Regions from separate parts of the Homo sapiens genome. Here all the other regions are linked to region 2. Evidence: chromatin contacts called from ENCODE Hi-C or POLR2A ChIA-PET data. All regions are on one chromosome and are shown on one strand. The core of a region is the stretch at or near the end of the contact, and the rest is flanking DNA. Distances in the headings are between cores, read along the strand shown. Region 1 overlaps LINC-PINT (long intergenic non-protein coding RNA, p53 induced transcript). Region 2 has its middle 79 kb from the start of LINC-PINT. Region 3 overlaps LINC-PINT (long intergenic non-protein coding RNA, p53 induced transcript).

What was found. Hi-C counts contacts between places; a loop is a spot of excess contacts on that map. ChIA-PET counts read pairs that join two places held with the same protein, here RNA polymerase II (POLR2A). Pooled maps may share reads with other maps.
Region 1: a pooled map shows a loop between it and region 2 (6-fold over the local background). The contact joins two enhancer-like sites. A Hi-C loop is called at or near these places in 8 of 50 pooled maps. POLR2A ChIA-PET finds 5 or more read pairs at or near these places in 3 of 52 experiments (PC-3, activated T-cell and naive thymus-derived CD4-positive, alpha-beta T cell).
Region 3: a loop to region 2 is called in a map of naive thymus-derived CD4-positive, alpha-beta T cell, with 7 times the contacts of the local background. The contact joins two enhancer-like sites. A Hi-C loop is called at or near these places in 1 of 168 maps with a recorded cell type or tissue (naive thymus-derived CD4-positive, alpha-beta T cell) and 10 of 50 pooled maps. POLR2A ChIA-PET finds 5 or more read pairs at or near these places in 3 of 52 experiments (T-cell, activated CD4-positive, alpha-beta memory T cell and activated naive CD4-positive, alpha-beta T cell).

The regions. Positions count from the first base shown.
Region 1 is chr7:131,005,144-131,008,905 of GRCh38, reverse strand. All of the region lies in intron 3 of LINC-PINT (long intergenic non-protein coding RNA, p53 induced transcript), which reads left to right. Among named protein-coding and RNA genes, the nearest start is that of LINC00513, 94 kb to the right of the region's middle. RefSeq lists an enhancer at 1,183-1,282. Within about 2 kb of position 1,250, at least 34 of the 41 ENCODE cell types and tissues checked have a DNase peak (open chromatin) inside an H3K27ac peak, as active enhancers do; they include PC-3, where a contact is called at or near this core.
Region 2 is chr7:131,186,974-131,190,595 of GRCh38, reverse strand. It overlaps a transcript of MKLN1 not described here. Among named protein-coding and RNA genes, the nearest start is that of LINC-PINT, 79 kb to the right of the region's middle. RefSeq lists enhancers at 1,629-1,678, 1,809-1,878, 1,492-1,992, 1,979-2,188, 1,183-2,382 and 1 more. Within about 2 kb of position 1,800, at least 15 of the 41 ENCODE cell types and tissues checked have a DNase peak (open chromatin) inside an H3K27ac peak, as active enhancers do; they include PC-3, where a contact is called at or near this core.
Region 3 is chr7:130,958,271-130,962,403 of GRCh38, reverse strand. The region is part of intron 5 of LINC-PINT (long intergenic non-protein coding RNA, p53 induced transcript); the gene reads left to right. Among named protein-coding and RNA genes, the nearest start is that of LINC00513, 47 kb to the right of the region's middle. RefSeq lists enhancers at 1,149-1,238, 1,792-1,881, 1,208-2,407. Within about 2 kb of position 2,368, at least 16 of the 41 ENCODE cell types and tissues checked have a DNase peak (open chromatin) inside an H3K27ac peak, as active enhancers do.

The DNA of each region.
Region 1 (3,762 bases), core at 1-2,500, 180 kb after region 2:
TTATTACACTCGAGTGGAATTATTTACTTACATGTCTCTGTCCCTTTCTAGAGAGTGACTTCCTTAGAGCAGGGCCTGGGTGGTCTTGATTTTGTATTTTAGGTAGGACCAAGCACAGCGTCTGAAACACACAGTAAGCCTTTAGTAATTGTGAAAGTGAACTTCTCCACATAACAAAATAGTGCTTTGGAATTTCTTTTCATTATACTGCAGTGATTTTTGTCTTTTTGACTTCAAAGTCACTCGCTCTCAGAATTGAAAAAATTGAAAGAAATGATAGTATTCTTCATCATTCCTTTTATGAGTCTAGTGGACTCTCTAGTCTTCACAAACATAGGACTGATAACTTGTTTTATATTAATATTTTGTTGTATAAATACCTGTATATTTTGTGTTACTGTGTGACAAAACTGAGTCTAAAATATGTGGCTAGAAAATCTAAGAAACCAAGATGAGAATCTTCAATGATTTGTAGATTATGTCATCTTTATATCATCATGGTGTGAGGTGTTTTCTTGGATTGAGTTCCGCTGAGACAGAGATGTATGTTATCTGTTTGGAAGGTGAAAGAAACATTTTAAGGGAAGCGAGATAGGGAAACAATTGGAGCCTAACTTTGCTGGACACTCTGGGAGCCAGTGTAAGGACCAGGCCTCAGTGTTAGCCCACATGGGTCACTTACACATCAGCTTTGGCCAGTTGCTGACTGAGAGGCAGCAGCGGGGTGCGGCATCAATTTCCAGTGCTTTGCCTGCCATGTGGGCCCCATCCGTGCTCATGGTACCGCCCTCCAGCGGAGCGATGGCAGCCAGCTGCCCGTGGAGAGCCCAGCAGCAAGCCCAGAAATAAGGCCCAGGGACTAGGGGTGGGGGCAGGTGGTGTCAGGCAAATTTGTGTGCTTGCTTATTTGATGTTTCAGTCTCAGTCCTTTGAATCGTGAATTATCAAGATAGAGACTATTTGAAACATTTAAGAATTAGAGAAAAATAATAAGCACAGTATTTTCTTCTACTTGAACTGGGGCCGTTCTTCCTTCAAGAGGGAGAAGCTTACGAAAGATTATTCTGCCTGAGGAGACCTCGCCACCCCCTGCTTGAACTTTGGTCCCTGATCAATTCTGCCTTTGAATTCCTCCAATTATTATAAAGTTCTTCCTTATATTGAGTAGAAGTCTGCCTTATGGTGATACGTTGTATTTCTCAGACACGGACCCGGAAGTGGCGCCTTCCAATTCCTCCTCCTCTTCTTTTCTCTTTCGTCAGCAGATGGCGTCTTCCTTCTCTTTTTCTTTCTTTCCTCCCTCCTCTCTCCCCACCCTTGGCAAACATTTGTCACCAGGATGGATGCTGTTAGAAAAACGTCTCCCTGTGACATGTTGTCTTTTCAAAAGGACAAGAAGGAAAGGAGGAAACAGGTTTTCATTGCTTAAGGCACATTAAAACTGGCTGGTTCTCTCTAGCACATTTCTTAGACAAACACCCGTTTTCCTTTAGACTCAGAGCTGATATGTTATTGTAACAGTTAAGTTTGCCTTTACATTTTTATTCATGCTGCCTTGCAGGTAGATGGTTCCTTTTGACTTTTTTACGTAGATGGGCACCTTTTGTTAATTTTACCTTTTTAAAATACAAATGTAGGCCAGATGCAGTGGCTCACACCTGTAATCCCAGCACTTTGAGAGACCAAGGTGGGTGGATCACTTGAGGCCAGGAGTTCGAGACCAGCCTGACCAACATGGTGAAACCCCGTCTCTACTAAAAATACAGAAATTAGCTGGGCGTGGTGGTGCATGCTTGTAATCCCAGCTACTCGGAAGGCTGAGGCAGGACAATTGCATGAACCCAGGAGGGAGAGGTTACAGTGAGCCGAGATCATGCCACTGCACTCCAGCCTGGGTGACACAGCAAGACTTGTCTCAAAAAAAAAAAAAAAAAGTATTTTCTAGAGAAAAATCTTTTGATGTACAGATAAATAGATTAAAATGGATTTGTACTTAGTTTTGGGAGTAAAACTGGTAAGACAGTGATTTGGCCTAATCACTTTGAATGCAGACATCGCTGGACACATGAAGATTTAAAATTGGGCAGAGAAAAAACTGGGCAATTTTTTTTTCACCTAGATTCTTCCAGTATTATGGGCAGAGAATACATACAACTTAGTGAAAGATTGTTAGTGACTAGAAGGATTTAATTCACATATATTGTAAAACCAGACTGCATGTGGAACAAACTGTGTGTTTGAACTAATTAAGTATTCAAAGAAATATTTAATATTTCTTATTCACCCACCTTGCCCCCTTTTCTCCTCCTTTCTCGATCAGTAAATATTTACTGGATGTTTCCAGAATGTGAATGTTGCATAAAAACAAGTATATGAAATTGTCTTTGCTATCAAGGATAATATAACTGAACGTAATATATTAGCCCACTTTGCTGCTTTAGGAAGAATACTAAGGTGAGCCCAGTTTAATCTTTAACATATTGTTACCTCTCATTTCTGCTTGTTCAAATCCAAGCTGCAACTCAGTGCCATCTTCTTCATGATTATCTTTACTCCTACCCCTCTCTACCTCCATTCCCCCAAAAAGTGATCTCATACTCCTGTGAGCATCCTTAGCATTTATGCAGTCTTTTCTTTTTTTTTTTTTTTTATTATTATACTTTAAGGTTTAGGGTACATGTGCACAATGTGCAGGTTAGTTACATATGTACATGTGCCATGCTGGTGCGCTGCACCCACTAACTCATCATCTAGCATTAGGTATATCTCCCAATGCTATCCCTCCCCTCCCCCCACCCCACAACAGTCCCCAGAGTGTGATGTTCCCCTTCCTGTGTCCATATGTTCTCATTGTTCAATTCCCACCCATGAGTGAAAATATGCGGTGTTTGGTTTTTTGTTCTTGCGATAGTTTACTGAGAATGATGATTTCCAATTTCATCCATGTCCCTACAAAGGACATGAACTCATCATTTTTTATGGCTGCATAGTATTCCATGGTGTATATGTGCCACATTTTCTTAATCCAGTCTATCATTGTTGGACATTTGGGTTGGTTCCAAGTCTTTGCTATTGTGAATAGTTATGCACTCTTTTCTTGGACTTTGCTCTTTCTCCTTTGTCGTATAGTTATATTATAGTTGTTGACCTTGGGCTATCTTCATTCCTAACGTTCTCATTCTAGTACCTTGTGTAGAAATGCTGTTCACTAAATGACATATCGAATGGGTATTAAATTTATTATTAAGTGCCTTGGCTCTTAATTGGTCAGGCTTGGATTTCAGTCTCAGCTCTGCCATTTACTATCTCTGTGATTTTGGCCAAGTATTAACCTCTCTAAATTTCAGTTTGCTATTCTGCAAAATGGGAATGATGATAATGACTACTTGAAGGAGACTTTGTGAAGATGGATGATTTTTGCAACAGTGTAGGTAAGAGATAGTGCCTGGGCATAGTAGTGCTTGGTAAATTTGGGTGTGTGTCTACATGCTTTTCCAGGCTATATGCACAGACACACAGACACACATAGTGTATGTGCAGGATGCTAGGCACTAGAAGAAAGATGAAACCACACAAATCCTATGCTCATGTTGCTTAAAGAAGAAATAAAACTGTGTAAGGTAGAGGTGAGGTGTGGTGACTCACACCTGTAATCCCAGCGCTTAGGAAGGCTGAGGTGGGAGGATTGCTTGAGCCCAGGAGTTCAAGACCAGCCTGGGCAATATAGTGAGACCCCATCTCTACAAAAATTTTTTTAAAAAA
Region 2 (3,622 bases), core at 551-3,050:
GTTAAAGAAGAAAATTACCAAAAGAAAAAAAAATAGTCTCTATAAACCTGCATAGTTTAGAGCTAAAGAATATGTTAAAATTTTCCATCATGGAAATTTCCCAGCTACTGGGCTCTTTAGATTTTTTTTTTTTTTTCAGAGCTGCAAGCAAAGAATGGAAATTTCCAATTGCAGCATCGAGGGCTGCTGTTCTGCTGACTGTCTTGCTCAGCCGGGGTCATCTGCTTCTCTAAGACATCAAGGAATGCCAAGGTAGGTCTGAGAGAAAACACATACTTCCTCTGCAGGAAGGAAGGAATGTCTTTATGCTGCCTCCAACTTGTAATTAGGGGAGGGGCAGGAGAGGTGACATCCCCCTGCTCCATCCACCTGGATGTGGATTTTGTTGTTACCACCTATCAGCAGCTTATCCTACTTGACATCTTTCCAGTGGCAGCTGGCTGGCAGGTTTTTCGTTTTTTAAGAAATCCTTAAGGGGGTGGGGGATCCAGAGAGATGGAGGGAACCAACATTTTTGAGGTGTACTCTTCTAAGTAACCCACCAGGTATTTTATATATGTTATGTCATTTAACCTTGTCACACTTAGCCTTCATTACATTTAACCTTGTGACCCACCCAAGGTTAACTTCTGATTTTCTGCACTCAAATTTTGGAAGCATCATTTGTTCTTCCTAAGACAGCCCTATTGCCCCCAGCCCTCCTATAAACCAGTTATCTTCAAGCATCCTGAAGGTTTTGTTTCCACCTCCTCAATAACATCAACAGCTCCGTTCCTTTTTATTATATCTAAGTTGAAAGATATTTCCATTCACAGGTGGTCCTGATGTCTGAGTCAACGGGCGTCTAATAGTTCTCTAAATTCTGTCATGTACCTCCCCACTCACTACTGCTATTACTACAGAAGTATGGTGGCAGCTCCACGAAGTCTGAGTATAAAGGCACTGGCATCTTGCAAACAAAGCTAAGGACCCTGACTGGCTCTAGGCCTGAAAGAACATTCTCATACCTAGGCTGGGTGGGTTTGTCTGGGTGGTTTGGGAGTTTTGTGTTTTTTTTTTTGTTTGTTTTTTAATATAAAAAACTTCTAGGGGGATTCTGAAATACCGTAAGAAGCAAGAGCTATCTATGTTTACTCTCTTCTTACAGACAGCCATATCATACCAGGAAAAGAAATGCTAAGGAGGTCTTCTGACATCGCTGTTGCTATTTATACGTAACATCATTTATTGAGGCAAGTTTGGTAATAGTGAAGATTTTCTAGCAATAAATTTTAAAAAATCATTACATGGCTAGTAAGTTAAAAAAAATTCTCCCCTGTCTGTCATTTCAATCACATCCATATCCATAGGTAGTGATATGATCTTTGAATACAGTGACCAATTTTACCACCACCCAATGATAAAAGTGGAGGCAAATGGGAATCAGCCAGAATATTGTAGGTCTGTTTAGGGTTGAGCCTCAAAAGCTGATGTTTAGTTGAGTTATTGCTTACATCTGTGACAATGATTTTCCGTATCCCTTTAACCCATTAAAACTGAGTCTGATTCCCTGGTGAAATTCATCAAGTGGTATTTGAATATGGGTCTGGGTCTCATGTGATATGTACACATTTCCAACAGACTTCTTTCCACCCCTCCTCTGTATTTGTCATTAGCTAGAAGATAGTGGTCCTCTTAGCTGAAGACACTGATGATTCATATCTGTGGGTGGGGCTGAATAGACTGATGTATGATGACTCGTTCTTTCCGCTTTAGACCACAGAGATGACTTTTAAAATTTTGTGGTTGGAATACACGCTGTTTTAGATGATGATTGATTGTTTGTGATTTCAAACATGGCCTCAATTCTGTCCCTCCTGTTTCCCTGCCCCTTGCAATGTGACTTTGCAGCTCCTCCCATCAAGAGCTGGAGTCTGTTTCTACATTCCTTGAGTCTGGGCCTGCCTTTTGGCTGGCTTTGGCCACTAGAATGTAATTGAAATAATGGTGTTCCAGTTCCAAGCCTAAGCCTCAAGTGTGTGCTTCGGCTCTCCTCTGAAACCTGCCAGGGCTATGCGAACAAGTCCAGGCTAGCCGGCTGGAGGATGAGACATCCTGTGGAGTCAAGATGAGCCACTCCAGCTGAAGCCATTTTAGACCAGCCAGCTCCAAGCGAACATACCAGCTGATCACAAATGTGTGAGCAAGCCCACTGTGGTCAGCTGGGCCCAGCCCAGATCAGCAGAACCTCTCAGCCAATTCACAGACTCGAGAAATAGTAAATGGTAGCTGTTATATGCCATGCAATTTTAAGATGGTTTGTTATGAAGTAACAGGTAACTAATACAGGTGATCAATTATCTTCTTCCCCCCAACGCCCCCCATGGCTAGGAAGCTCAGAGCCAAATTCAAAAGCCAATCGTAGAAACTATGTTTATTTATTTATTCATGTTTATCACACACTTTATGGGTAACGTATGTGCAATCTTCTCTCTCCTTAATGGTGAATTTTTAAAATTCGATAACCTATTGTTTACCACATTGACTCTGAACCAACCCAATACCTTGTTTTAAATATTTAGGTGGTTGTTATTTATCAGATTAGAAGAGAAGAATCTAGAGTGAGGACTGGCAAACACTCACTTTCTTTTTCTTTTTTTTGAGACAGAGTCTCACTCTGTCACCCAGGCTGGGGTACAGTGGCACAATCTCAGCTCACTGCAACCTCCACCTCCTGGGTTCAAGCAATTTTCCTGCCTCAGCCTCCCAAGTAGCTGGGACTACAGGCATGCGCCACCATGCCTGGCTAGTTTTTTTGTGTGTACCTTTAGTAGAGACGGGGTTTCGCCATGTCAGTCAGAGTGGCCTCAAACTCCTGGACTCTGGTCTCGAAATCCTGGACTCAAGTGATCCTTCCATCTCAGCGTCCCAAAGTGCTGAGGTTACAGGCATGAGTCACCGCACCTGGCCTAGGATTGGCAAACACTTTCTGTAAAGGGCCAGCCAGTAAATATTTTAAGCTTTGCAGGCTGTATAGTCTCTGTCATAACTACCTAACTCTGCTGTTATAGCACTAAAGCAGCCATAGACAACCTGTATACAAATGAGCATGGCTGTATTCCAGTAAAACTTAATTACAGAAACAGGCGGTGGATCAGATTTGGCCCTCAGGCCATAGTTTGCTGACCTCTGCTCTAGAGCAATACGTTACTATGCAAAAACATCTTCACCTACACTACAGTCTCCTCAACTTTATTGTAATTTATCTCAGTTGTTTTGGAAAAAAAAAAAAAGACAAATGAAGTGAATTTACTTCCTCTAGCAGAGGACAAGAAGAGGCTGACTGTGCGGTAGGAAAGTATATAGCATTTGTACCAGAGCAAGTATGACACTGAACAAATCCTCTGGCCACTTCGTCCATGACTGCTTATTTAGTTCAATGCTGAAGGCCAGAATAACACAAGCAATGTCTCATTTGTTTTGTTTCATCCCACAGCTTCTAATCTCAAACACTCATTTAACAAATGCATGCTGGATGTCACAATAAGGATGGCGCTCCAGTCCTTCTTGCCTACTCGGAGTTCCCTGAATGTATTGTGCTATTTCACGCCTCTCTAACTCTGCACACAATGTTCCTTCTGCC
Region 3 (4,133 bases), core at 1,119-3,618, 230 kb after region 2:
GCCTGTTCATAAAAACTCATCTTGCTTTGCTGAGAGTCTTTTTCCTTTTTGCCCAATAGATTCCATAACCCCTCACCCTTCAAAGGGTCTGTGTGCGTAACTTTTCCTGGTCATGTGACAAGAACCCAGTTTTTTCTACAATAGTAAGGAATCAGTGAGCATTAGTATTCTTTCTCTTTTTCTTCCTCTTCTCTTTGGCAGTATATTTTTCGCTTTCCAGCTGTAGCATCTGTTAGTGTAATATTCATATTTGCCCTCAAGTACTGCATTTTCCAGGTTTCTGCAGCTTGGACTTTTCTGTCTTGGTGGAGTGAAGCAGAGGTAGGTGGGGAGGGGAGATCAAGTGAACCCAGCCTGGCTCTCCTTTTATTTCCCTGGAGTTAGAAGCCACAAGTTGTCCTGAGGAGGCTTTGCTGTTCTTGTCACTCCTGACTTCAGCAGGAATCAAGGACAAAATAATTGAATGATAAAGGAAGATGGAAGCAGCTATAATCAGCTGTTCAGTTCCAGTAACAGGAAAAGTAGTCCTCAAACTTTAGAGGACATAAGAATGACCTAGGATGCCAGTTAAAATTCATTTTCCTGGGCTCCTCCCCAGAGATTCTGAGTCCAAACTTAGGTAATTCTTAGTTTTTAATGTTTTGGTTGATCACTAGTATAGCACAAAGATTAATATATTTTTAAGAGTTTTTACCACTCTTTGGTAAAGTTTGCTACCCTCAGGGAGCCCCAAAATTACGGCTTAGAATTCTTGGCTTAAAAAATGAGCCAAACCATCCCCATACCTATGTATGACTCTCGGGCAGTCATGTAACACGAACAAGCTTTGGCAGTGGTGTGAGACTTATTTGTAAATTGCCAGTGTCAACATAATTCTTTTCTCATTGGCATTGCCTAGTTAAGGAGTCAAGTCTCACTGTGGTTTGTTCTCTCTGTGGTTTCCGTAGGGTTGGGGAGAAGGCTACAGAAAAACGAACCCTTTCTAGTTTTGACTGTCTAGGGAGTAAAAAAAAAAAAGCCTGTCATCTTTCTGAATTAGGATATAAGACGCCTGCCCTGAAGGTGGCAAATCAGACTTCCACACGCATTGCCTTCATTTAGCCAATAGCCCGCTCTGAATGTGTATATTACGATGTGCAGTTTCATTCATCAAGGGGATTTCGGGCTCCAGCAGCACGCAGCCTCCAGTCTTGAGTGACTCCTGGGCTTTGGCTCAGCAGTAACTCCTCCATAAAAACAAGTGTGTGCATCTGGCTGTTAGAAGAATTCATGCTCATCCGGGTAAGGATAAACTGGAGAAATTATTCCTTTTTTTCCCTTTGGGTGGTTTTGAGGTTTTAGAAAAATTGATCCTCTCTTTGAGAAGAGTTCAGAACTATTTGTCTGAAGTTTTTCCATCCAAACTGCTTTATCGTATTATCCACTGTCTTACCCTTTTCCTGTGAAATCTACCCTCTTCAAAACATAGTTTCATTTTCAAATTTTAAAAGATAAGATTCCATTTTTCTTTCCGTGCATGAAACTTTAAAAATTAAATCACCACAGTTGCTACTGGCTTAGAAGTGGGGTCTTATATTTTTAGGAAGTATACTTTAAAAGTTAGGCAGAGGGGAAATCTATGTTTGCATTTGATTTATGAAACAGTGACTGTTACATTAAAGGGCGGATTTTCAGACATACTACTTGATCTGCTCTGACAAGCTATGAGCTCTCTCTCTCTGCCACTTTTCTCCCGAACTGTGTTCTAATGGTGGAATCAGCTCATCTTTTTTCCTTAGGCATGTGGTTTAGTCTGTGTACATTCAGCGCGGTGGCATTTTTCTTGAAGAAGTGACTAAGGCTTCTTGGATGAATTCTGTCTTTGAAAGAGGTAGTAGAATTGCATCAGAAAGGCATTTACAGTAAATGGCTACCCCCCCTTCCTGTAATGACCGCATGTGAAAGAATGCATTAATTCTTGTTTTGAGGAAATGAGAGTTGTAGAGTTCTATGAAAAACTCCCTTTTTTATCATTAGTTAGCCAGGTTTGAATGTTCACATTTTAAAAATCAGGCTCATTTTGTGCTATCTAAATAAAAGTCACAAAGATACAGCTTTCCACTCCATGTTCTATGTGGAGTAACCAATCATCCTGAACTCAAAAAGAGGAAATTATGTTGAATATGGCTACAGTTAATGGCATAAGCCTAAACTAAATTAATTTCTTCATAGTCTTTTTTTATATTAAGTTACTGTGCTTCCTAGCTATGTTGCTGATTTGTCCATCAGGATTTGATTCTCAGTGCGACGGACGATGAAGACTAAAAGGAAACTCCCATAGATGATCTGGTCAGGAGTTCTCATGGAAGCAGTACCGCCCCCTAGGTGACAGAGTGGAAATTTATGAGGGTATTCTGGTGGTACAATGAAGGATTTTTCTGGTTTTTTTTTGAGATGGAGTCTCACTCTGTTGCCCAGACTGGAATGCAGTGGTGTGATCTCAACTGACTGCAACCTCCGTATCCTGGGTTCAAGCAACTCTCCTGCTGCAGCCACGTGAGTAGCTGGGATTACAGGCCCAAGCCACCACACCCAGCTAATTTTTGTATTTTTGGTAGAGACGGGGCTTCCCCATGTTGGTCAGGCTGGTCTCAAACTCCTGACCTCAGGTGATCCGCCGGCCTCGGCCTCCCAAAGTGCTGGGATTACAGGCATGAGCCACCTCGCCCAGCCTAATGAAGGATATTTCATGAGTGAGAGCGAGAGAACTTAATGTCCCACAGTAGAAAAGAGATAAAGAATTGCCCTGTAGTACACATGACTTTCAGTTATCCTGTTGGACATTCGTGTAGGGAAAGATCAGTTTATAATTTTCTGAACCTAGACTTTATTTTTTCATAAAAATGCAAAATAATTTTTGCATACTTTTAATATACACAGAATAGATTCATTTTCATTCTCTGGTCCACCTATACTACTTCTTTCATTTTCCTGCACTTTTAATATGGAAAGCTTCTAATCTGACTTCTCTTAAATACAAGCTTCTTCTTTATAAGTAAGTTACAAGCATCTATTTGATTACATAGTTAATTGTACCTGAAAATTATTTATATAATGAAATGTGAAGTATTTTTTATTATAAATTGCTTCTTTTAGATTATCTTTTATGTACATTTAGGATATTCATGTTTTAAAGCTGCATGTACAGTAGTTAATATTATCAACAAATTTGATTTTAGAGTAGTAAATGGGACATGACAGAATTTTTTTGTCATATAAAGAGAGCTATGAGAATAATGGATAGGGTTTTGAACCAATGAACCAATCCGTGCCTCAGCGTTTAAGGAAGGAGGGTATGCAAATTACCCAGATAGGAGGGATGCTTATCTTCTTCATGAAGTTCCCCAGGGAAGATTTCACGTGTACCTCATTAATTTGTATTAGTATTTTGAAATCTTCATAGTAAGCTAGTTCTTCTGTATTAATATTTTCTAGGAGTCTTCATATGTCACTCTAAAAACATGACCGGGCCAGGTGCAGTGGCTCATGCCTGTAATCCGAGAACTTTGGGAGGCCGAGGCAGGTGGATCACTGAGGTCAGGAGTTCAAGACCAGCCTGGCCAACATGGTGAAACCCCGTTTCTACTAAAAATACAAAAATTAGCTGGGCATGGTGGCAGGTACCTGTAATCCCAGCTGCTCGGGAGGCTGAGGCGGGAGAATCACCTGAACCCGGGAGGCAGAGGTTGTAGTGAGCTGAGATCGTGCCATTGCACTACAGCCTAGGCGATAGAGCAAGACTCTGTCTCAAAACAAAACATGGCCAGGCACAGTGGCTCATGCCTGTAATCCCAGCATTTTGGGAGGCCATGGTGGGCGGATCACCTGAAGTCAGGAGTTCAAGACCAGCCTGGCCAACATAGTAAAACCTTGTCTCTACTAAAAATATAAAAATCAGCCGTGTGTGATGGCACACTCCTGTAATCCCAGCTACTCAGGAGGCTGAGGCAGGAGAATTGCATGAACCTGGGAGACAGAGGTTTCAGTGAGCCGAGATTGTACCACTGCACTCCAGCCTGGGTGACAGAGTGATACTCTGTCTCAAAAAAACAAAACGAAAACAAAAAAAACCTGTGACTTTTGGTTACTCCCCT